Linked DNA regions of Mus musculus: all the other regions are linked to region 1. The links are chromatin loops, found by intact Hi-C in ENCODE. Cell type or tissue: left cerebral cortex. All regions are shown on one strand. Region 1 holds the start of Gm41527 (a long non-coding RNA gene). Region 2 holds the start of Gm46605 (a long non-coding RNA gene). Region 3 overlaps Map3k4 (mitogen-activated protein kinase kinase kinase 4). Region 4 holds the start of Map3k4 (mitogen-activated protein kinase kinase kinase 4). Region 5 overlaps Prkn (parkin RBR E3 ubiquitin protein ligase).

Evidence for each region. Hi-C counts contacts between places; a loop is a spot of excess contacts. Peaks named below come from ENCODE experiments on the same cell type or tissue, not always from the same donor. Only the 100,000 strongest peaks of a DNase experiment are listed, where the experiment ranks them.
Region 2: it touches region 1 in a loop (5-fold over the local background); 22 of 42 quality-filtered maps call a loop at or near these places.
Region 3: it touches region 1 in a loop (3-fold over the local background); 19 of 42 quality-filtered maps call a loop at or near these places.
Region 4: it touches region 1 in a loop (2.1-fold over the local background); 27 of 42 quality-filtered maps call a loop at or near these places.
Region 5: a loop joins it to region 1, with 6 times the contacts of the local background. A loop is called at or near these places in 36 of 42 quality-filtered maps.

The regions. Positions count from the first base shown.
Region 1 is chr17:12,369,845-12,374,844 of GRCm38, forward strand. It overlaps Gm41527 (a long non-coding RNA gene), which reads right to left and starts at 502. Exons shown (of 2, transcript XR_876413.1): 1 at 221-502. In left cerebral cortex, CTCF peaks have their summits at 1,673 (motif pointing left) and 2,386 (motif pointing left); DNase peaks (open chromatin) are centred at 1,736 and 2,384.
Region 2 is chr17:12,263,821-12,268,820 of GRCm38, forward strand. Map3k4 (mitogen-activated protein kinase kinase kinase 4) reads right to left here. Exons shown (of 27, transcript NM_011948.2): 4 at 86-328. Gm46605 (a long non-coding RNA gene) reads left to right here and starts at 895. Exons shown (of 3, transcript XR_001782245.2): 1 at 895-963; 2 at 2,838-2,998. In left cerebral cortex, a CTCF peak has its summit at 2,433; DNase peaks (open chromatin) are centred at 2,245, 2,705, 3,734 and 4,917; H3K27ac peaks cover 858 bases.
Region 3 is chr17:12,224,091-12,229,090 of GRCm38, forward strand. It overlaps Map3k4 (mitogen-activated protein kinase kinase kinase 4), which reads right to left. Exons shown (of 27, transcript NM_011948.2): 27 at 3,531-4,030. The coding sequence ends at 4,010. Among named protein-coding and RNA genes, the nearest start is that of Gm46605, 38 kb to the right of the region's middle. In left cerebral cortex, CTCF peaks have their summits at 1,369 and 2,638 (motif pointing right); DNase peaks (open chromatin) are centred at 682, 1,462, 2,629 and 4,084; H3K27ac peaks cover 349 bases.
Region 4 is chr17:12,316,463-12,321,462 of GRCm38, forward strand. It overlaps Map3k4 (mitogen-activated protein kinase kinase kinase 4), which reads right to left and starts at 2,198. Exons shown (of 27, transcript NM_011948.2): 1 at 2,036-2,198. The coding sequence starts at 2,166. 4732491K20Rik (RIKEN cDNA 4732491K20 gene) reads left to right here and starts at 2,391. Exons shown (of 2, transcript NR_045290.1): 1 at 2,391-2,710. In left cerebral cortex, CTCF peaks have their summits at 2,072, 2,298, 3,285 and 3,484; DNase peaks (open chromatin) are centred at 577, 1,226, 1,685, 2,445 and 2 more places; H3K4me3 peaks cover 3,657 bases; H3K27ac peaks cover 2,565 bases.
Region 5 is chr17:12,036,546-12,041,545 of GRCm38, forward strand. All of the region lies in intron 10 of Prkn (parkin RBR E3 ubiquitin protein ligase), which reads left to right. Among named protein-coding and RNA genes, the nearest start is that of Gm46604, 7.6 kb to the left of the region's middle. In left cerebral cortex, a CTCF peak has its summit at 2,828 (motif pointing right); DNase peaks (open chromatin) are centred at 745, 2,159, 2,819 and 4,166.

The DNA.
Region 1 (5,000 bases):
CACAGTGAGCTGGGCCCTCCATCTCAATTAACAATCAAGTCAATTCCGTGCTGACGTACACGATTGGGCAACCCCTCAATTGAGACACCCTTGTTAGGTGATGCTCTGTCAAGGTAACAGTTAAAGCTAGGTAGAGCAGTATCTATTGCCTTTGACATTGGACTTGGGATGCTAAGAACGTATCCACAGCCTGAGGCAGAAGCTGCAAGAGGACACTTACCTGGAAGACTGGGTAGGCAGAGGCAGCATAGCCCACTATACTGGCTTCCTTGTGTTCTTGTTTTGATTTTTTTCCCTCTCTTCTTAACCCACCCTTTATCTCGGCATTAGACCTAATCCTGAAGGACCCAAACACGGAGTTCTTCTCCAAACCTTCTTCTCCTAGACTTGTCATTATTTCAAGGATTTCGAGTACCAAGCTTTCTCATCAACAGACTGACTCTCATTTCTAGCAGACTGTAGGCAGTGCCTGCTGGGGTCCAGCTCCAGGCTTCTGTTAGGATGAGCTCACTCAGCACCTGGAGAAGAGAAAGCCCAACCCTGTAGTATAACATGTGACTGTCCTGCTCCTACTTGCCCTGAAGGGTGTGGACACTAGCTGCCCTGTGGAGAACTGTGGGAGGGAGGGAAAGGAAGGAGGAAGGACCACCTGCCTGTAAAGCCCAGATACTGCAGGAATGCAGACAGCTGCAGCTGTGGCCAGCAGCTTCTCTCTCACCAGCAGAAGTGTAAATACCAGAACTGGTCATGTGCTTGCACCAACTCTAAAGGAAATGCAGGGACAAAAAGGTGGTGGCGCACGCCTTTAATCCCAGAACTCGGGAGGCAGAGGCAGGCAGGCGGATTTCTGAGTTCGAGGCCAGCCTGGTCTACAAAGTGAGTTCCAGGACAGCCAGGGCTACACAGAGAAACCCTGTCTCAAAAAGACAGGAAAAAAAAAAAAAGACAGATGCAGATACTCACAGCCAACCATCGAACTGAGCATGGGGACCCCAATGGAAGAGTTAGGGGAAGGAATGAAGGAGCTGAAGGGGATGCCAACCCCATAAGAATAACAACAGTATCAATTATCTGGACCCCTCAGAGCTCCCAGAGTCTAAACCACCAACCAAAGAGTATGCACGGGCCGGTCCCATGTAGCAGAGGACTACCTAACCTCACCTGGCATCAGTAGGAAGGGAGGCACTTGGTCCCGTTGGAGGCTTGATGCCCTGGAGAAGGGGGATGTTAGAGGGTAAGGCAAAAGTGGGTAGGTGGAAGAGCAACCTCTTAGAGACAAAGGGAGAGGGGATGGGATGGGGGGCTGTGGAAGGGAGGCTGTGGAAGGGAGGCTGGGAACGGGGATAACATTTGAAATGTAAACAAATAAAATGATTAATAAATTTAAAAAAAGAATTTACTATTAAAAAAATCAGTTGCATTAACCATGCCTCAGTGACGTCAAGCAGCAGATAGATAGGTCCATGACCTTCTAAAACTGCAAAACTTGGGTTAATACCAGCTGAGAGACCAGTCAGAATGATATTTTCTAGTTCCATCAATTTTGATGACTTCATGAACTTTGTAGGCAGATGCAACTGATTTGTAACCTGGAGTTTCCAGTAGCCTGGGCTGCAGGAAAAAAAAAAAAAAAAAAAAAAAAAAAAAGAGTGATTGGCGCCCTCTGTCGGCCACTGTGGTTATATGCTTTTGTTTTAAAAATCTCTCATTGGTCTTTCAGAACGTGTAACATTTCCAAACCATGGGTGGCTGAGGATAGTTTGTAAATGACCTAAAGAAAGGGGGGGGGGGGGAGTTGTTCTTTGACGTAGCAATAGGTTTCCTCAGCTCAGCCAGCTCCTCTCTGGGTTGGATTTAATTCAGAGTGCGTCAGAGGAAGTACCTCCAGGAACTGGGGTCTCTCAGAGGACGTGGTTTTGGGATAATGTTCTGCAAAGCCAAGCCCTTGAGGCGAGGCAACATTTCCACATTGTGTGGCCTAAACTTTTTCCCTCGTGATTTTCCACACTTTGCAAAAGGAACAAGTCTCCTCAGAGGGAGGCTCGCCACGAGATGTTGCCTGTTTGTTGACTTTGCCTATGAAATGGACGTTGCTGATGGCAAACATGATAGACAACAAAGGAACCCAGAGAGGAGCACATTCACTTTAGCAGGTGCACCTTCACATCCTGTATAGATTTGGGGACATAGGATGGAAATAGTCTGTAGTATGACTCCTCCTAGAATTTAGCTCCCATTGGACTACATTCCTGTTAACACCAGAAACAACCACCACAACCTCAAATCAAATCAAACGAAAGAACTCTGCAAGCTGAGAGCGAAACATCCAAAGGCAAATACACACCCAGGCAAGTTCGGTCATCTGCAGTCTAGAGTAGGTCACACGCCCCCTGGTGGTCCACAGTGAGCATAGTAGGCCATGGACACTGGCTTGAATTCTTCTCTTTCAGTACTTTGCTTGGGTTTGCCCCTCTGGGCTTCCAAGGGTTCAACAAACAGTGTAGGTACTTGACAAGTGCTTGGCTGAGTCTTGACACAGATGTCTAGGGTAGCAATGTGGCTGGAGTGGTCTGCAGCAGCAAGGCTCGGGAGTGAAGGGCATGGATGACGGTGATGCTCGCTGGCTGTGCGACCTGGGACAAGTTACTGACTCTGTTAGAGGCTCATCGCTCTCAGTCAGTACTTGTGAATTATAAACTTAGTACTCCCTTCATGGTTGCAGGATGACGATTAAACCAAATCATACACAGCACAGGGGCCAGCGTTATCACTGTACCCGCCCCAGAGGTCGATGTGATGGTTAAAGGGAATCCCTTAAAACCTGGGTTTTGGGGTCAGATCGTGGCTTGGCTGGTTTCCACAGGCATGGCTATGGGTGAGTTTCTGTGCCTTGACCTCCAAATTAGCAGGAAATAACAGGAAGGAGAAAACCCTGGAGAATAACTCATGACATAGCACAGCTGGTGTGTGCAACGTGGAGAACAGGTTTGCAGGATGCTGCCGTCAATATGGCTTCTCCTGGCAGAGAGCCAACAAGTCTGCCACACCTAGTAGTTCTCTCTCTCTCTCTCACACACACACACACACACACAATTTATTTTCGAGACAAGGTGTCATTGTATAGCCCTAGCTAGCCTGGAGCTTATTATATAGACCATGCTAGCTTTGAACTCACAGAGATGTGCTTTCCTCTGCCTCCTGAGTGCTGGGATTAATGACGTGCTCTGCTATACCAGGCAATTACCACTATTTTCAAGATAATGGAATGCTTAAGTTAGCCACTAATAAAATCCATATCTAGGTCACTTTACCTAGTAATGACTGTGACCTTGAAGAGCTTTTTATACCCTGGACTCCTCTTTTGGGAGTAAGAGTCCTAGTCTACGGCTTGACCTTCAAAGTGCTTGACACCAATAAGGCCACGATTCTGAAGATTTGACCTGTAGCCGGTGGGGGGGGGGGAGGAGGAATTTTAAGGGGGCCATTAAGAAAGTTAACTTATTCTTTCCCAATTTCATGCATGTGTATAGTACATCCTGGTCATGTTTGTCCCCCGCTTACCCTCTACCTATGCCCGTGAGTTCCCCTGCCACCAAGCCCCTCTCCCTCCCACTTTGACAACTTTTTGCTTTGCCTTTCTTTCCCTTTGCTTTGTGTCCCACTGTGTTCAACCAGGTCTGTCCTTGCGCATGGACAGTCCCCGCTGAAGCACCAGGGAGAGCTGGGGCCGTCATCGATCAGATGAGCAAGGAAGCTATGTAGCCACCATCTACATCTGAGCCTTGGCATGTGCTCAGGTTTCTTTCGTGCTTCTTCTTGTCTGTGTCCCCCACATACTGTGACATAAGATTTCTTTTTATCTTAATGAGTTTGAGGAGCAAGGAAAGAGAGATGGCTTGGCTTTCTTCCCCCCTGTCAGGGACTTTTTTTTTTTTTTTTTTTTGAGATGAGTGGACTTCAAGAATAACCTAGTTAAGGAAATGCTACCTCACTGGATGTCAAAGGAGTCCTGTAGGCTGATTTAGAAGGTGTCTCCTCAGAGATTATATTTTAACCACTGTGCTAACTGGGCAGCCTGTTATCTCCTTCCAGGAGGTGAGGGCCGATAAGATTCTTTCTCATTGCATGGTCTTGGGGGCTGAGGAACAAAAGCTGGGGACACACAGCTGCCGCCAGATAATTAGAACAGGTTCTGAAGGCATTTCCTAAACCAACCTGGCAAAAGCAGGATGTTACCACCAAGGGCAGGACAAACTGGTCAAAAACCTCAAGGCTGAAATTCACTCTCTCTCTCTCTCTCTCTCTCTCTCTCTCTCTCTCTCTCTCTCTCTCTCTCTCCCGTGTGTGTGTGTGTGTGTGTGTGTGTGTGTGTGTGTGTGTGAGATACTGCACACATAGAAATCACAACCTTGGGTGCCGAGTCTCTCTACCCATCTTCTCTGAGGAGACTCTTTTGAGTGCTGCTGCATGCTTCAGGCTAACTGGCCCACTGAGTTTCTGGGAATTCTTTCCTGACCTCCCATCTCATCTTAGAAGCGTCTGTGTCTGGCTTCATGTGGGTTTTAGCGATCCAAGCACACAGGCCTTTGTACTTGGGTAGCAAGTGCTTTACCCACCTTGCCATCTCCCCGGGAGCCCTGTGGTTTATGTTGAAATGACAGGTCTTATTGGGGCCCATCAGAGACCTCATGGGGAGGGAATGTCCTAGAACAACAACTCCCACTTGACAGAGCCTGGAGCAGGCGGAGGGTAGAACTCAGGTGTGAAGTCGCTGGCAGGTGTAAACCTCAGGCCAGTGACACAGGTTACCTGGCCACAGCCTCAGCCTCAGGTGGGACTGGAACCCCATCTCCCCATCTGACTAAGTTACAGTTTCTATTGCTGTGATGAAAGCCATGACTGAAAGCAACTTGGGGAGGAAAGGGTTTATTTTGCCTTATACTTCCATCACTGAGGGAAGTCAGGCCAGCCACTGAAGCAGAGATAACGGAAGAATGCTG
Region 2 (5,000 bases), 110 kb before region 1:
GCAGTAACTAAGGGAGAAAACGGTGAAAAGGCAGGCAGGAGTAATGCAGCCACAACTGCCTGTCTAAGCAGTGTTAGACACAAACCTGTTTGATACTCAAGAGGGAAGGCTCCCCGGCAGGCCTCTGTTCCAGCCGCAGCTTCAGGCACTCGTGGATCACGTTCAGCAGGACCCGACAGAGCACCAGGAAGGCGGGCTCAAAGGAAGGCAGGTCCATGGCTCTCAGTTCTTCCCAGGACACAGCGCTACACTTCTGCTCTGAGGAAGGAGGTGTTCCCGACAACTGCACATAATCCGAGCCCCACATGGGACCTGGAAAGTCAGAGAACTGTGGCAAAAGTTTAGGACAGGATTAAAGCCGTGCGCAGGACCTGGCCTGAAGCTGTACTTATAAGTGTTGCTACAACCTGCTGACATATCTACAAAGTTCTCGTTCTAAAATGAAAAGGATGGCCATCAATTCAACATGTGCACAGAGCCCCCAGTCCTAGTGACATGTTACACATAGTGCTATCTACAACTATGGATGGAGAAACCAAGGAGTTGCTAAAATTACAAGGAAAGAGATTACAAAACTCCTATTACTTCTATGTGAGAATAAAAATCAGAGTTCAGCCAACCTTGCATCCACTCAAGAGTCACACTTTCTGATGTTGCAGAAGACAGCTTCCCCCCACTCCCCACCCCTACAGCTGCCCTCAGTCACCCGTCACCTCATGCTGCCTGGGAGTCCCTCAGTGTCCTTAGCCATTCCTTCGTCAGCTGCCCCACTTAAACTATTAAGCTTTTCCCCAGAAAGCAGGAGATCTGGAGCTTTCTCACCTTATTCTTAAGCCTCGGACACCACCACCACCACCATCACCACCACCATCATCACCACCACCACCACCACCACCACCACCACCACCACCACCAGCAGCAGCAGCAGCAGCAGCAGCATTAAAAACCCTGACCTTTTCCTAGGTAAGATCATCAAAGTTTGAAAGCCTCAACTTTCTGCATCTCCAATTATAGCTTGTTCTGCATCTGTGGCATCTCTGGTCACCTTTAGTCACCTTGGGGACTCTCTACTGTTCTCCATCACATCCGGACACACTCAGAGGACTCTCCAGATAACATCTAAACTATAGCCTTAGCCAGCACCTAGGGGAATCCATGTTTGCTACAGGCACAGACTCCCCTGACCCTTTCGACGCCACCTCCCCATCTACCAACTACCTACCTCCTGGCCTAGCTCCTGCCCTTGCCTAGCTCCTGCCCTCCGGAGTGTCCTCATCTCTCCTCACTGCTCCTACACAGAGTCCTCTGGCCCTTGCGCATCTCCATGTGCTGACCCTGGCACAGGCTGCTTGCTCCTCTAGGAGTTTTCCTAATACGGCCTAATTTCCAAGACACCTGTGATACCTTTCTAAGGATCTCCTTCACCCTACAGCATGCCACGCACACTATCCCTCAAGTTCATTTTGTCAGCATAGAAATATCATAGCTCAATGACTGGGCAGTGTGTGTGTTTGTGGAGGGGATCAATGCTCAAAAGTCAGAAAGTCTGGCTCTGGGTTACTTAATTAGCTATGTGGTTCTGAAAGCTTGTCTTAACCCAAGCTGGACCCTTCTAGTTGACACTCGGTGCTGCACTAGTCCCTGTGAAGACCATGCCCTCTTACTTAGCCCCAAAGCCCAATATCCGCACAGACACTGACCACACCAGCCATGAAGATCCGGTAAGACTTTACGCTGCACTGTGACCATCCTGCTGTTCCTCACAGGCCAACCCCTGACAAATGACACTGTCTTCAGGTGGAGGCCGGAATGCCCACCTCTAGGGGTTTTCTGTGGCTGCCTCGGGGAGCATGTTTCTCACAATGCATGCTTGGTTACTCGGTCGCATCCACCACTGCACACTGAGCTCCCTGGTAAACCACCAGGTCTGAGAAGAAGACCCTTTACCTCCAGTTAATTAGGATCGGCCAATACTCCGGTCAGCATGTGCATTACAGCGATGCTAAACCAACCTTGACCAGTAAGTTAATGGTGAACACCTTGATTCTCCAGCTCCCCCAATAGCACCAGCAAACAACTGACTCCCTGAACTCCTGTTATCAATAAGTCTCTGGTTCTCAGATCTGCTACTGTGCTGCTAGAGGACGCCATCACAGACTGAAATCCCTATGGCGCCTAGCAGACAGCAGACACTAGGCGGATGGGAGGGGCCGGGCGGATGGGAGGGGCCGAGCGAACAGCTCTTATGCTATTGGTCAGCTTCAGCTACAGACAGCAGTTCCTGGGTGGGAATGAGGCCTGGTGTTCAAAGAGAAACCTCCAAGGCAGAGTTTCAGAGGAACTCCTCCCATTTAAAATATTAACCCCTAAGTTAAAAGGCAGTACTATGCATGCATACGTATAGGTATGTTATCATTAAAAGCATGGGAGACAAAATGTTAACTCTAGGAGGCAGCAGAGCACAGCCAAGACAGACATAGCTTAGCCAGACTTCATGTCCTGGTGCTGGTACATGCAGTCCATGCGCCCCTGACCTAATTACTTGGCTCTCCTCCTCCTTAGGCACGGGCCACTGTTCAGCCAGTGGCTGCTGTGGCCTGTCCCCAACAGTGGGGCTGCTCTGCTGTCACCACGGGATCCAAGCGCTCCCTGCGACTTCCAACTCCCATCTTACTGTCAGGTCTGATTCAGCTGGCTCACAGCTGTCAAAGCCATGTGGCATAGCTTCCCCCACATAAATCTGTTTTAAAACAGAAACCCTCTAGGCAAATGAGCAAGCGTGTGCTTCTGAGGCTGTCATTAAACCAGAGCTCTTGTAACTTTACTTATGAAATCAGACAGGCAATGACTGGAACAAACGACTTGGCCCCGGCAGCTTCATGGTAGCAGGAAGATTACCACGCCCTCCTCGGAGCCTGGGGTGGCTGGCGAATACCTGCACTGTGCGAGCCATTGGTCCTGCATTCCACACAAGGTTTGCTCTCCGGGATGGGCAGAGGTATGTGTATTTTTAAAGCTCTTCGGATAATGCTGATGTGTAGCCTGGCCTAGAAACCACTGGTCTATTTTTAAGTCTGGTAGCTCAGACTCCCCCAACAATCCACAACACAGTGACTCGGAGGTTACTCCTCTCTAAGCCAGTTTCCTCAGGGGTAAACTGGAGCAGTGAGCCTGTCTAGCACCTGGTGAGTCTAAGTGGCAGCTTAGTCTCCAATGCCGTGTCCACAATAAACAGCCTCTTCAGGGTTTCCTGTGTCACAGGAAAGACTGGCAGAGTGTTTAACCTTCAAAGACAAACAGTACTTTATTGGCCATTAAACATAATTACGTAATTTCTAATGCAAGAAATTAATTAAGACAGTAACCAAGCACTTTCTTGGTATTTGTGATAATATGGCAAAGGCAGTCGAGCAGTGTTAGTATCTTATATACTACACTAAAATACATGCAACCTCACTGAGGAGCCCTGGGAAAGTGGGGGGGGTGGGGGGGGGGCTAAAAGACAGGCAAAGAGGTGGTGCCACACCAGCACCACAGCAAGGGTACTGCTCCTGTTAAAGGGCGATGGACAGGTAATTAGAGACCCTGTGCACACAAAAGACACCCGCAGGCTAGCCCATAAGCAGTAACACAGCGGCAGCCATGCTCAGTCCCTGGTGGGCAGGCCAGAGGCACTGAGCTCACAGGCAGCATCTACAGAAGGGCAGGCACTGGAGACTGAGCACTGGCACGTTCAGCTGGCCTAGCCTGCTAGTGGGAAATAGTAATCAGACACACTCGGCCGCAGGAATTCAGATCATAGCAAGGTGAGAGGTACCAGAGGGTCCTGAGGTCCAGGTAGGTTCCACACAAAGGAGGAGGGAACCAGAAGATAACCGAGAAAGACCTCAGGTACACAGGGTGGACGACTGGAACGTCATCCATTTCTTCCCTCAGACATTATACTGTCCTGGCTTCAGGGGAGATCCTGCTGGCATTGTGAGTCTGCCTCACGGGCTTAAATACATGATGACCTGAGAGTCTCACACAACACTCTTTCAGACCACAGGCGATGGGGTCTGGGTGTGTCCTGTGGAGACCAGTCTGCAGCCCGAGGGAGTGACAATCACTGAATTCAAACAGGCCATTAACATGGATGCTGCTCAAGTTATTAAATAAAGACAACAGACGATTTCTAGTTTGCAATTTTTTTAAACAATAAATACAATAAAGCTTTAGGAGAAAAGTACTTTGTAAAGCACGCTTCCGAAGGTTTACTAAAGATTACTGACTGACACTGCTTAGAAGTAATTTAATCATAAGAAATAAAGATATAAAGTCAAACAAGAAAAAACAAAATATCACAAATAAATGTTACTTCTTTTCTATAAAGCCCTTCAATGAGATCAGCCAGAAACTGCAAGAGCAGAATGCATAACAGCCATGCACTCTGCCCCGTCAGCTGCACGAGCCATCTGGAGGCTTCCACTAGTGATGCAGGAGCACACAGGCCTGTGTACTGTTGGAGGGGCTGGGCTATCCCAAGTCCACTTTACTCCCAAGCCTCAAATGCCTCCAAACCATTATTAGGAAGAGACTAAAGATAAAACGACATTTTAAAAACGAACAAAAGCCCACATTGACTTACACCTGGCTTTGATGGGAGAAAAAAAAAATAACATAACAATAATCCTAAAAATATAGGAGTTTGTATGTGATACATAGATTTTACCATATGAGGATCTGTTGAGGCTACGTTAACTCTGTGGGTAGATGGGAACACACTATTACACACATCTCCCAAGACTGGGAGCAAAAGGACGAGTCAGTGGTGAGGTCAGTCACTCTGCTCTGGAAACGGGGCCCGGCTAGCGGACCTCAGAACCAGGCTCTGGACAGCTGCTCACACAGCTGCGGGTGGCACGCAGCCCTCGGGCCACCTGCTTCTGGGTGCTCAGCAGAGTGCAACCTTCCGTCCCTCTTGCCCTCTCTTCTCAGCCTGCTCTCCTCACACTCTGGGC
Region 3 (5,000 bases), 150 kb before region 1:
GAGGAAACACCTGGGGGTGGGGAGGGGAGGTAGTGAGGAGGAAGATGAGCAGGGCTTACAGATCACTGTGTCAGCACATTCTGGGAGGTCAAACAAGGGTGACAGTGTGGGGACGCAGCAGTGCCTGCACTTGGATGGCCGGATGCACTTGCCGAGTACTTTAATCAGACCAGGAAGCTCAACTTTCAAGTCACACAGAGCGAAAGGACAGAGGATGCACTGCCTGTAATATGCCCCCTTATTCTTTACTGGGCACAGTGGGCCGAGCGGAAATAAGATTAATGAAGTGTCCAGCAGGTAAAGGCACTGCCACCAGGAGACAACGAGTTCATCATGTGTTGGAAGGAAAGAACCAGTCCCTGCAAGGTGTCCTCTGGCCCTCACACACTTGCTGTGGCACGTGTCCAGGTACCCTGCCTGTCCACATGGTCGCCATTTGCACTGCCTACTGCCTGCAAGGTGTCCTCTGGCCCTCACACACTTGCTGTGGCACGTGTCCAGGTACCCTGCCTGTCCACATGGTCGCCATTTGCACTGCCTACTGCCTGCAAGGTGTCCTCTGGCCCTCACACACTTGCTGTGGCACGTGTCCAGGTACCCTGCCTGTCCACATGGTCGCCATTTGCACTGCCTACTGCTCTACAGCAGGCCTCTTGCCACATTGCAGGGCTGAGCAGCTGCCACCAAGACCATGTGACCCACAAGCCAACCATTAGTCCCCTTCCTCTGCAGACTTCCAGGCAGACTCTGGGAAGTGTAGCGGCAGCAAACAGCCTTGGCGTTTGTGCTACGACCCATTTTCTTACTGAGAAGTTACCCTTAGACATAGGCTTGTTAAGACTGGTGGATTATTTTTAATCAGAATTTTGTCTTCAGAGTCTTCTACCCTTACAATTTTCTGAAAGATAGGTAAACCAAACCCAAAGCATATAGAAGGAAAGCAACCATAAAGATCAGAAAACAAGAGAAAATAGTAATGAAACCAGGAGTTGACAAGAGGGACAGATCTTTCTCTAATAAAGAAAGAGAAGACTCAGGAGCATAAGCAGACAGCAGCGTCTGAATAGCAAGTGTGACGGGCAGAGAGCAGATAACCATCTGCCAGGAAGCCAGAGGACTTGGTGAGGCTGAGTGGAGACCCTAACATCCATTAAAATAAAAGTCAGAACAGACCTGCAGCAAGTCCAGAGTAACTTCCAAACCACCCTCCACAGATGCTCAGCCCTGACTGAGGGCTTTGTGAGGGGGTTCTACCCAGGACCCAAAAGACAAAGAACACCAACCTGGGCCATCTCTGAGGAAACAGAGGCAGAGGCAGAGGAGATATCAGTTCACTGTAGGAAGGCTACCCTGCCCTGAGAGGGAGCCAAAACCCCAGAAATGAGAGCCACAGAGCAAAGCCCTTTGCACATCCAGAGGGAACAGTCCCCCAACTGTCATAAATGAACACTGGTGTCAAAGAAAGGGGACTCACACGACTGCCAATTAGATTTTACCCTGGAAGGAGGGACACTGCCCTTGTTCCTGGGTCACATGTCTCGATAAATGGATGGAGCCTACAAAAGCAGCAACTATAACTTTTCAAAGAGCTCAGCAAGGCCACAGGATACAAGATTGAAACAAACAAACAAACAAACAAACAAAACCACTGTATCCGCGTTCGAGTGCAATGAATGGCTGAATGTGAATTCAGATGTCATTTCCACTCACAGCACCACGAAGAGATCCATAGAGGGCAAAGATGTCTCTTCAGCAGAGAAAAAAATCTGGACCCCTGAATATTGTTTTATATAAAAATTAAAGAGCAAGAGGCCTATTTTAAGAGCTAAATGAATTGCTGGGTCGGTCTGTGGTTTCTTAGACATTCTACCACAAGTACAAGCCATCAAGAACAAGATGGTGAGTGGGCTTCTAAAAATACAAGCTTTTTTAGTTGTCATAGACGTGACAAAATAAATAAAATACCAGATAAGCCAGAAACTGGGGAACGACATCTTCATGCTACAGATTAGGTGAAGGTTTACTCAAGAGTATGCCAAAAACCAAAACTCTTGCAACTCAGCAAGATGCCAAATAACCTAATTTTAAATTTGGCAAAGTATTCAAATAGGCTTTCCCCCCAAAAGGGAGACAGTAGTGGGGCCAGCAAGACAGCTCAGTGGGTAAAGGAGTCTGCGGCCAAACCTTAGGACCAGAGTACAGTGTCCTAGGACACACATGGTGGAAGGAGAATCGACTCCAGCAATTTATCCTCTCTTGACCACATACGTGTTGCAACATGCGTATGCACTGATGCACACATGTGTGTGCACACATGGGCAATACATAGATATCCATCCATCCATAGACAAGCAGACAAGACATAGATGAATGACCATTGGGCACAGTGATTAAACTTCTCCATCAGATAAACAGAAATCAGAACTACAAGGAAGCTGGCTTCACTGTCACTAGCAAGCCTAGGTCAAAGAGGCAGCATGGGATGGAGACCCGAACGTCTCACAGTGCTGGGAGAACACGACAGGACGGTCACTTCGGAAAAAGTTTCTGAAAACACAGGCTGACACACAGCCCGGCACACTTAATTCCTAACAGATGTGAAAACATCCACACAGATGCCTGTGTGTGCAAAGCAAATATGTCACCAGGGGGCAGTCTAGCACCCACCAAGTCCAGGGACAAAAGCACGTGGCATTTGCATCTAGTGGAAGGGGAGTTGGCAGCCTTAGGATCCACCAAGCGAGAGAGGTCAGAGACCGACATCCTGCACGATCCTAACGTCTCGGGATGCCCACAGTGAGCCAATCCCAGGCAGGAAGCAGAGGCAGGGAGTGGCTGGGCTGTAGGAAGACAGGTGTGGACAGGTGGGGCAAATTCTCCTGTGGGCAACAGGCAGGCTCCAGGATTACACTGTGTGATAGCTCTAGGCTGTGGGCTCTGATAAAAGTACAGGTGAACCCTTTACATAATGTAATTTCACTTAAAATTACTTTACATAATGTAAATTCACTTAAAAGACTATAAAAGAACATCTTAAATGAAGCCCTAACGTCTGTATGGATCCTAACTGGAATTCTCAGGGCAGAAGAGACCAAGAATACTTGACAATAACGCGGCCAGGGTTGGCTGCTTGCTGTATGTCAGGAGCAATGCATGCTCTAAAGAGACCTAGGGACTAAGGGCAAGCACCAAGACCAGCGACGACAATATCCAGCTACTTCAGAGTCCTACCTGCGGAGTCAGGTTATGCTCTGAAACCATGGTGGCCGGCCTATCACAAGATCGCGGCACTGTTCCCCTTCCATACCTTAAACACTGATGTGCTGTCATCCACAAATGCCTTGGGCCACACTCAGAGCTATCCTTTGACGCACATGGCCCACGGGCTGCAGGTTAGACGCACCCAGCTCAGCGTCCCAGTGGGCAAGCTTGGCTGTGCTGAGTGGAATCAAGTGCAGGGCGGAGCGGGGAAGGGCAGACTTCTGCAGGCCGTCCTGCTCTTAAGCCGTGAGCCAGTAACAGACGCTGACTTCGCTTTCCTAAAATAAACCATTTATTGAAAAAGAACCTTTTCTTCAGCTTCACTTACGAGCCTTTGCATAACAAACCTGCAGCTTTCGAACAAGGAGGCTCCACAGTCAGAGCCAACGACCAGGAGGTTGAAATAAACGTCCCGGACACCCGGGAACACTACATGTTCTTCTGAACCCCAGGAGCTCAAAAACACTGTGCTGATGACACGGTTGGTTCTCAGTCACGAGAGGGTCGGAGGGGACAGAGGCGGTGGCCCGTGTACAGTAGTAATGGCACTTAACGTGCGGCTCCTTTAACCTCAGCACTGTCACTCAGCAGGCGACAGGAGCAGCAGAAGTGAGGCTTGTCACCCCTGTAGTCTTCAGTCCTGGGAGGTTAGGAAGGCCGCCTGCGCTGCAGTCTTTATGTAAATATTACATACAGTAGTGATCACGGGATTCTGTCCACACACTACTAGGCCACGGACTGGTTCACTTCACTCTTCATCTGTGCAAACCTGGGAGGAAGCAAGAGAATGCTGAGCCCCAGCTGGCGCAGGCACGTTCCTGTATCTGCCTGTGTCCGGATGCTTGGCCTCTGGCCCACAGGCAAGGCCGAGTGGGTCCCTGGCACCAGCCTCCGACATGTGAGGGAACTCAGACCTCCTGAATGTCTGCTCTTATGGAAGGCTGAGCTGCACACAGGACAGCTCCTTCAGGGCAATATATTTCATCGACTTCAGAGCTAAGAAGCCCTGTTCCTTCATCACCTGTCCCCAGTATCTCTTGTAGCCAGCCCACAAACGAGTCCATGTCCCGCCCGCCCACCCTGTATCGGGGACTCCTGTGCAGAGTCCTTAGCTGCGTATCGGTGTGTTCTCATCCCCTCCCAACATTCCCAATGCTGCCCCAGCAACACTTGTGTGCTGCGGCAATCTCGACTGCCAGCCCTAAGCCACAAAACACCCACCTAAAATCCCAAGCAAGTGTTTCAAACAAACGTTGATGACCTTGCCAAAGGGATGGCCTATGCCTAGGCAGCCTCAACCTGCTGTCCTTTGGCAGTGGATGCAACCTTCATATGACTCAAGGAGCCAGGTGGTGGGGCCACCGCAGACACCTCCAACCTGCTCTGCAGCCAGGCCCGTTCCAACTCCTCAGCACAGCTGAGGGCCACTCTCAGCCTGCAGTGCACCTTCCCCAGAGCGCTATCTGGCCAGGGCCACCAGCTATGTTGTTTGTTAACTGAGAGCCCTCTGCAGCTCCTGCGTCTTTTCCAGCCTTCTCTTCTATCGTCCCTACCGTCTGCTTTCTTGTGCTCCCTCAGACCTAATGCACACAAAGCTCCTCAATGGCCCTGCCCGCCCCAGGCCCTCAGGCCTGACGTCTTGTCTGCCCCTCTGCCTGGCCACCACACCCTCTCAGAGACGGACTTCTTTTTTTTTTGGTTTTTGTTTTTCGAGACAGGGTTTCTCTGTATAGCCCTGG
Region 4 (5,000 bases), 53 kb before region 1:
GCTTTCGGGGCCAACAAGTACGGGCCTGACTCCTACAGAAGACCTGTGCTCGAGCACAGCCTGCGTGATCAATGACACACACGCACAGCCGAGGAACAACAACATCAACAGCTTTATTCTGGTCTGCCAGAGAGCCACCTGGAAATGCTAGGTAACAGATTAGTGGTCGCTGGCGTGTTGGGGGGAGGCACTGAGCAGATTCGGGATGTATACGGCAATGTATGAGCCTCTTGTGAATAGGTAGGAATGTGGACCACATACAAACAGCTGGAGCTCCCTGCAACATCGCTTACCACAGATGGACAGTAATAGTGCCAGAGGTCACCCCTGCCAACTGAAGAGGAGGCAGTGTCCATTACTGCAGCAAAAAGGCAAAGCAGCAGCTTCACCAAGAGAAAAAAAAAATCTGCTCTACGCATTTGCTATTGTAAAATTAACTGCAATGTTGCTAAGAAAAATACTTCAAAGATCTCCTTGTTCTGTACACTGCTGTTCACGTAAAGTTGGATGAGGCCCATTATCCTGACCTATTTTTATTATAACAAAGAGACAGGCTCCTGGCTGGAAGGCAAGGCTGTTTATCAATAGGAAAGCAGCGTTTTGATAGCAGATTTTTATCCCTCTGCCTAACACCGCTCAAGTCCATTTTCTCCCCCGAGAACAGTTACATAGAATTATAATGTCGGGTCTGTGGGTATGAAATCATCCCTCTTCCTCGTGATAATTAAGGCACAAACTAGGCAGCCAGACTTTTGTTCATTACAAGCTGTTAATCTTTATATATGCTATTTACCTTTTGCCTCAGTTTCCTCTTACATAAAGGAGATGAATAGCAGAATTAACTCATAAGACTGTTATAAAGATTAAATGAATTAACAAAAGTAATGGCTACGTGATAAAACATTTTAAGCATTAAGTAAGGACTCACATTTATTATTTCTAAAATAACGATTAAAGGAGTAAAAATTGCTCAACAGCTCAATACATTAAGAAAATTATGAACTTTCTGAAAAAAGACTTCTAATAGCACCCTGTACTATTCCTTAAAGAAAATGCCCCAAAAGATGTCACAGAACTATCTTGAAATTAAGAAACACAATGCAGTAGCTCTCACGGCTTTGAAAAAGTAAAATTCCTCTCAGGCAACCCAGTGGTGACAAGCAAGGATGTGAATGGCTCCCGTGTTCGGGTCTCGCTACAACTATAAATTTGCTATTTCTTCAAGCAGGAAAAAGCAAAGCTATTTAACTGCCTTCTTCCTGAGGTTATAGAGCGAGACCTTAAGCCAGGAGGAGTTGTGGGAGTGTTTTCACTATAGGGGACAGGAAGCAGTCAAAGTTTATCCTGAGATGCAAAGGACTGGCATTTAAACACAAAATCAGGACACCGTGAGTTTACCCTCCCAATTAAAACTTGAGACTCTTCGTAGCAGTTAAAAGAGCTTCTACGGAGCAGAATGCAACAGATACTCTGGGTACCAAAGTTCCATCTTGGAGCTTCCTGCGGTAGCAAAGTTTCACACATAAACCCTTAGCTATTTTCGTGCGCAACACTGCATCAGGCTGTTGCTAGAAGACAGTAAAAGGATCTCTGACAAGGAACCTTGTCTGCAGTTACGTGAAGCTTCGCCCTGGGGACAGAAGGCTGGGAGGCGCGCTGCAAAGGGCTGAAGGAGCAAGGAACTGCCGAGAGGCACGTCGCCTCTCTTTTCCTGGAAAAAGGAGAAAGATGGACCACCTTCCTTCCATCCGATCACTGATCCGAGCCCGAGCGGCAGTCCGGGGCAAGCTGGGGCTGTCTGCAGCAGGGCCCCGGGGAGCACTACTGCAAAGGCCAGGGTCGCTCGGGAGCTTGGCCTCCGAGCCCGGGCAGGGGTCGCGCGGAAGCGGAGCACCGGGCTCCGCGCTGCACCGCGCCCCTCCCGCCACCGGAGGTCCGGATGCTCCGCGCCCACCTGGCGCGCAGCCGAGGACCCCACGCCCCCTTCACGCGCCACCCTGCTCCCTCCGAGCTGCAGCTGCAGCCGTGCACTCACCTCGCCGCTGGGCAGCACTCCGGATCCGGCTCGGGCTGTGGCGGCGGTGCTGGCCGCAGCTCCTCCATGGCGGCTGCAGGGGTGTCGGCGAGGGCAGGAGGGGGCACCGGCTCGGCGATGGCGTCTCTCATCCGTGCACCAAGCTTCGCATGACCGCGGCGGGTCGTCAGCTGCAGCCTGGTGCGGGAAGACCAGGAGCCGCGGGGTGAGGGAGTGACTCGACTCCGCCTCCGCCTCTAGCCCGCCGCAGGAGCCGTGCGCGCAGCGGCCATCTTGGGAACGGCGGCCGGCCGAACGCTGGGCTACGGCGGGCAGCGAGGGACACGCCTCGGCGGGCGGCTGAGTCCGCCTGGGCGGGGCGAGGCGGGAGGGAGGAGCGCACTGGCCAGTGGTAAATCAGGTGTCGCTGGGTGACCGCGGGTGGCCTCGGGAGGTCCTGAGGCTAAGGGCACAGGAGACATTTGGAGAGGTAGGGTTGTCTGGGCGAGCAGGAATGCTTCATAAACTGGAGCTCAAGGTCTCTGCGCCACTGGATTCTGCCTTTCGGAATAAGGATGATGTCACCCAGACGCCCACAGCTCTGACATGGAAGTGTGGGCCTTCTGCAGACTCAGACCATCAGAGTGACACACCAATCAGGCAGCAGAGGACGCCGTCCTCACCCAGGATCCCAAGGTTAGAAAGTGCTTTTTCAGAAACTTGCACAGTTGCTACACTAAAGAAGAAAGAAAGGGATAAAGAAGTTGTAAAGATTTGAAGTTATTAAAAGAATTGAAATAGCAGAGCATCTTTCAGTCATTCTTAGCTTGCGCAGCTTTACAGCCTTTGAGTTGCAATCATGCCTTCTGAAATCCAGATTCAGTTCAGAAATCGTATTCAGAATCAAATATGTTTGTTTCCACTTAGTTTGATTTTTTTTAAAAAAATGATTCTTTAGCTTTGCTATGTAGAGATATAAATTTTGAACAAATTTTTTTAACTGACTGAAAGAAAAAATTTCAAGGTAAGATTTAAGAGCTAAGCAAGATAAAGATACTCTGAAATCAGCTGTGTTACAGAAATGTCTCTGTAATTAAAGAGCATACTCTTGCTGTTGTTACAGTAGACTACATTATCTATAATGTCTGCCAGTGCTGGATTTCTGAGTTGACATCCCTTTCATTAATTCAACAACATGCAGTCAGTCAACAACTATTCAGTGCACATATTGCATTAGGACTTCGGGAGACACTAAGGAAGCAGCCGTGAGAAGTTGCCTAATGGAGGGAGAGAGAACAAAGCAAAACGAAGCATTCAAAGGAAATGAACTCAGTCTATCCTAATAATTTTAAAGACCCATTCATTTTCACTGAGAGCTCTGCAGAGTGTTTCCCATCTCTCTGTAATTCTGATAGTTTCGTCTCCCTCTACACTGGGCTAACCTGAGCCCTCCTTAAATTGCATATGAGGAGAGTCGATAAGGAAACCTCTGACTGCTGCCAGGAAGTGAGCCAATGGGCACACTGCTTCCCACTCATAAAACGCTGAACACAAATCAGCCTCAGGAAGAGCCATGACTTTTTTTTATCCTTCATTGTCTACTGGGTACCGCATATTCTAGAAGGAACTAAAGACATTTACATCATCTCATCGTACCACTCGATGTGCATAGAGACCTAGATTACTTGATACTAACTCGGTTTGTGTGCAGGGCCTTTTTGCCTCAACATACATAGATAGACTAGCTGATTCACAATGGTCTTTCTCAGCAGCACTCTCCGGTGCCTCCAGGGTTCCAGGCCAGAGACCTCAGCATCCTCCGCTTACTCTCAGAGCATTTCTTTACCTCTAGACTGTTGGCTCCTTTGGAGCAGAAACCATTCTTTGGACCTACGTGTCACCCAGTCACCAAGTGTCAGGAGCCCAGGGCTTAATACATGGTAGGAACCTAGCAAATACTGTTATGGAGGCGTTAAAGACAAGCCACCTTAGAACATGGCAAATGGTCACCTTGCTAACTTCACTCTTAAATGGCTTCAGAAGGAGCCACTGGCCTACCTTCTTGCATGCGACAGGATGTAAAGGTTCTTTGGGGAAGGGCCACCTCGAAGAGCCATGCTGGAAGATGCCCTTGATCACTGGAGACTGGTAACTGAAGATTCTGTAAACCTGAAAAAGCAAACTCCAAAATAATTGTTATTTTGCTGTAGGCCCACATCCACACCATCTCTCTCTTTCTGAGTAGCACCCCTAGAATTTAATATACTCTCAGATACCTATTGTTCCTGACACTTCTTCACAGAGTTAGGGTTCTTTGTCTAGAATGTGTAATAAGTATCATGATATGGTTGTTTCTTTGAATTTTTTTCTTTTGGGAAGATCCTAGAAAATTAATAAAAACTGCATAGAAAGGAAGAAGGGAAGAAAGAAAGAAAGAAAGAAAGAAAGAAAGAAAGAAAGGAAGGAAGGAAGGAAGGAAGGAAGAAAGAAAGAAAGAAAGAAAGAAAGAAAGAAAGAAAGATTTTGTGGCTCAAGGAAGGAAGGAAGAAAGAAAAGAAAGAAAGAAAGAAAGAAAGAAAGAAGGAAAGAAAGAAAGAAAGAAAGAAAGGTAGATTTTGTGGCTCAGCTCTTGCTATCCTCAGGTTCAGAAAGAAAGATAGATTTTGTGGCTCAGCTCTTGCTATCCTCAGGTTCCTCTGTCCACCTGAAGAGCCCACAGAAGAGATAGGGAACATTCATTGGGTTGTGTGTTGTTTCTACACTAGTTACTCCTAGTGTTATTTAGATTTCCACCTATAGATTAAAATTACCATTTATCAGATGTTCTTAACAATAGTGTCATCAGAGTCTATGAAAATCCTTTCCCCATATCTTCGAGAATGAATTCACATAGCCTCTGTTGCTTTTTGTTGTTGTTGTTGTTGTTTTGTTTGTTTTTTGGGGTGTTGTTGTTGTTGTTGTTGTTGTTGTTGTTGTTTTGAGTCAG
Region 5 (5,000 bases), 330 kb before region 1:
GTGTGGGGGCAACAACTACATGGGTGTGTTCCTGACCATTGGCTGCGTCGTTAACGGGTCAGCTACCTCCAAGTGTAAAGCGGCTCACCAAGCCATCTCAGGCTGTTGTGGAGCGTTCTATACCAGGAACATAATCAAGAATGAATGTGTCTTTCCACAAGGTGTCATGGATTTAACAACAGCATTTTGTCCCCTGATGATATACCATAAGCTCATTTGTTCTTTTAATTGTTTTATTGTTGCTGGTTTGGTTGGTTATTTTTCAAGACATGGTTTCTCTGGGTAGTCCTGGCTATCCTGGAACTCACTCTGTAGACAAGGCTGACCTCAAAGGAACTCAGAGACCCTCCTGCCTCTGCCTCCCCAGTGCTGGGACTAAGGGCATGCACCACCTGGCTTTTGTTTTGTTTTGTTTTATGACAGGGTCTCACTGTGTAGCTCTGGTTATCTTGAACTTGCTGTGTAGACTAACTCACAGAGATCCCCCTGCCTCTACCTCCTGAGTGCTGTTATTAAAGGTGTGTAGCACCATGCCTGTCTTAGGATGTTTTATTGCAATCTTAATTCCTAACAGGAACTTGCATCACCCAGCATGCAGGAAATCTACCTATCTCTGAGTATGTGGATGCACAGCATGGCTTACAGAATGAGTAGGAGTTAAAGAGGCTGCCTGGGAGCTCTGGTTACTGAAGTGGGGTGGTGAGCGTGCTGTATTGGTAAGATAACAACCGCAAGCCTACCGCAGAAGCTGAGTACAAAGATGAAGTCAGCTGCAGGGATGGAAGGAAAGGACTGGGTGTGGTCCACACGGGCAAGCAGGACAGGCAGAGCACAGGTAAGTAGGCTGTGTCAACAGTGGGGCACCAAGGTGAAATGAAGCCCCAAGGATAGTCCAGAGTTCTCTGTCCCACGGTCCTTAATGAATACTCTGGGTATTAGAGGCGTCTTAGTTAGGGATTTACTGCTGTGAACAGACACTAAGACCAAGGCAACTCTTATAAGGACAACATTTAATTGGGGCTGGCTTACAGGTTCAGAGGTCCAGCCCATTATCATCAAGACAGGAGTGTGGCAGTGTCCAGGCAGGCATGGTGCAGGAGGAGCTGAGAGTTCTACATCTTCATCCGAAAGCTGATAGCAGAATTCTGACTTCCAGGCAGCTAGGATGAGAGTCTTGAAACCCAAGCCCACAGTGACACACCTACTTCAACAAGGCCATGCCTACTCCAACAGGGCTACACCTTCTAATGTTGCCACTCCCTGGGGCCAAGCATATACACACCATCACAAGAGGATAGATGGCCCTGGGGCCCTTGCCATCCTGTATCCACGCTGTATGAGGTGGAGGCAAGGAGTTACACATTTTTCTTGGTCTGGCATGTATACCTGTTTCATTCTCAGACTTTGTTCCCAGATCAATATAATTTTTTCTTTTATTGAAAATAGATGTTTATTTCACACATCATATTCTAATTATGGTCTCCCCTACCCTACCCCTCCCAGTCCCTTCCTCGCCTCTCTCCTCCAGTCCGGATCCGAACCCTCTCTGTCTCATCTTAGAAAACAGACAGGCAGCCTGGTGGTGGTGGCACACGCCTTTAATCCCAGCACTTGGGAGGCAGAGACAGGCGGATTTCTGAGTTCAAGGCCAGCCTGGTCTACAGAGTGAGTTCCAGGACAGCCAGGACTATACAGAGAAACCCTGTCAGAAGACAGACAGGCAGGGCTGGAGAGATGGCTCAGTGGTTAAGAGCACTGACTCTTCTTCCAGAGGTCCCGAGTTCAATTCCCAGCAACCACATGGTGGCTCTCAACCATCGGTAATGGGTTCAGATGCCCTCTTCTGGTGTGTCTGAAGACAGCTACAGTGTACTTAGATATAATAATAAATAAGTCTTAAAAAAAAAAAAAGAACTCATGACCTTTGGAAGAGTAGTCAGTGCTCTTACCCACTGAGCCATCTCTCCAGCCCCCCTAACTTCATTTCTGTTGGCTCTCTACTACCGGGCATGGGGCAGCCTACCTTTAAGAGTGTTTTGTTTCCCCAGTGAGACTGCCTCAGAAAAGACGAATTTCTCATTTGTCAGTGGCCATCACTTGGAGATAGCTTCTGGGTAAGGCGTGGGAGTTTGTGTCTGCTTATCTCAGCTCTAGGGCTCATTCTGGCGCAGACCAATGCACGCTGCCCCTGTCTCTAAGTTTGTATGTGCACCACCAGCCCTACTGGGTCCCTGAAGCCCTGATTCCTTGGTGTCCTCCATCCCCTCTGGCTCCCACACTCAAGGGGAGAGATGTGATGGAGGGGTCCCTTGTAGGGCTGAGGATCCCCAGGTCTCTCACTCCGTGTATGGTCTGGCTGTGGGTCTCTGTTTGTTCCCGTCTGCTGCAGGGTAGGGGAGCATTTCTGATGATAACTAAGTAAGGTGTTGTCTGCTTCCCTGACCTGGGGGCTCGCAGGGAGTCCCTGGTATGATTTTAATACACCCATGTGCCCTAGTCTCAACTCTCCTACGGTTTTTGTACAACACGTTCCACCAATAGTAGAAAGAAAGGCTCTCATCTTCATCACCAAAAGTGCTGTTGCAAATTGCGTTGTAAAGTGTGTTTCTGGAAATCTGGAACACAGGCAGATTGTAGCACCAGTCCTCAGCCAGAAACTGTAAGTCCCCACCACCACCCTCTGATGGTTTTTTAATTCAAAATGTAGCATGCACTCATTCTTCCAAAATAATCGTGAGAACACACTGAAAATAACAAAGCTGAGCCCCACCAGTTTTGATCCGTTCAGTTCCTGAAAGGTGCTGTTCCACTGCTCACCAGCAGGGGGCGCGACACTCACAGCAGACGCCTGCAGCCTGGGAAGTTTGACTCAGCACTGGGAAGGGCTGTGCAGAGGGGAAGTTTTTGCCTCGGTGACCAGTGAGGGCCAGGCGTTGGATTACTTTGAGGAAGGTGAAATTTAAAAGCTACCGCTCACCGGAAGAGAACCTTCCTGGAGTATGCCAAGCATCTCAGTAATGCCTGGCTTTGACCCTTTTTTAGGATTAGAAGATATTTGTCCGATTTATTTTCTAACCCAGGCGGATTACAAATAAATTTTCTAAAATATGGGGAGAGCCCTTGTGTGGGTCTTCTCTACTTCTGGTAGCTTACACGCACATTAACAGCGTCTCCTAGCCGCTAATTTGAGCTGGAAAAGCCACTAATTTGCTTTTAAAAGCTTCATTGCGGGGGCTGGGGGTGGGGGGGGGGACACGACGGACGGGGACGGGGGACGAGGGAGTTGGGAGGGGCATTGATTTACCTGTATCTGTAAGAGGCCTTAAGACCTATCAAGGCCTCAACAGTCTTTACCATCACTGCAAATTCCCAGTCTTAACATCCCTGTCTCTATCTATACGCTAGAAATGAGGGTGACCATATCAACAGTACAACCAAAGGAGGAAACACAGACGAAGTCCGCAGTCCTCAGGGAGGGCTCAATCTGTGTGTGTGTCTCTCTCTCTCACTTCCTCCCAACAACAGTCACAGAGGCCAGTGGTGTTGTTATCACACTTCTGCAGGTGAGAGGAGCCCAAGGTCATTAGCAAAGGGTGAATGAAAGCCAGGCACAGGAGCTGAGGACTGGTGAGATGGCTCAGAGGTTAAGAGCACTGAATCCTCCTCCAGAGGACCTGAGTTCAAATCCCATAGCTACAGTGTAAGAAAGCAAGCAAGCCAGTCAGGCATGACCCTCCCAAGGCAGCTCCTAGCCATAACTCATGATGTAGACACTCAAATCGGCCACTGGTAGGTCCCTAGGGTTGCACAAGAAAGCATCTGTCCCTTTTTGGGTCATAAGTTGTCTTTTACATGCTGACACTCCACCTCTTTCTATACCTAGATATTTATACAAAAACCTATACCTAGGTATATAGGCACATGTAAAGAAATTTTGGTATAGAAAGGGGCATATACAGAAAGGTATATACATGAGAGAGATGTATTTATTTATTTACCATAGAAGAAATTCTATTGTTTTTTTCAGGTATAAAATATGTAAGAAAACTCGTTTCTCCCACGTTAGCTCATCTCCACTGTGTGGGCGGGGGCACACACATACACACACTCACACACACACTTCTAATTAGCTGCCTTGTCATGCAGCCCCTCTGTGACCCACGCTTCATATTCTGTGTGGACCTGAGACAGTGCTGAGTCACAAGACTGTCTGCTCCTAGCAACAGAACACCAGTTCTTGCTTTACAGCTTGGTGGCAGGGGACTGTACGCTGGGGAGAGGAGAATACTACCCTACTCACAGTGTTATTCCCCACACAAACAAGACTCCAGAAGGAGGATACTAACATCCAAGCCTCTTGCCCCTCACAACACAAGCAGCATGGTTTAAGGATTCTGTTTCGTGTACCCTAGTACAGACCCACCCACCGAATATGAACCTCTAGGGTGTGAGCACATAGCCCTGCATTATCTAAAAGCAGCCAGCCTCTGGTTGAGACCAGTCCAGAAGGATTTTTGTTTTGTTTTATTTCATTTGTTTTTGTTTTGTATTGTTTTTATTTTGAGACAGGGTTTCTCTGTGTAGCCCTGGCTGCCCCAGAACTAACTCTGTAGACCAGGCTGGTCTCAAACTTAGAGATCCTCCTGCTTCTGCCTCCTGAGTGCTGGGATCAAAGGTGTGCGCCACCACATTGGCATTGACCGTGGCTCAGGATGCAAAGCAAAGATGTGTCCACCTCTGTGGGAATTCCCCGGGCATGCTAGCATGTGCGTGGAAACTTCTCTCAGTGTCATGGGAGCAGCAGCAGAAATGGAATCCCAAACGCTCTATGGCTCCTACTGACCAGGGTGGAGAGAACAAAGACTGGCTGTAACATGAGAGAGTTCAGGAGGACCCTTTGGGGTGACTCTTGCTGAAGAGAAAGGTAGGCATGTGGTAGATACAGCAGAACAACCAGGCATGATAAGGTAGGAAAGGATGCTGAGTCTGGCAGTCCACTT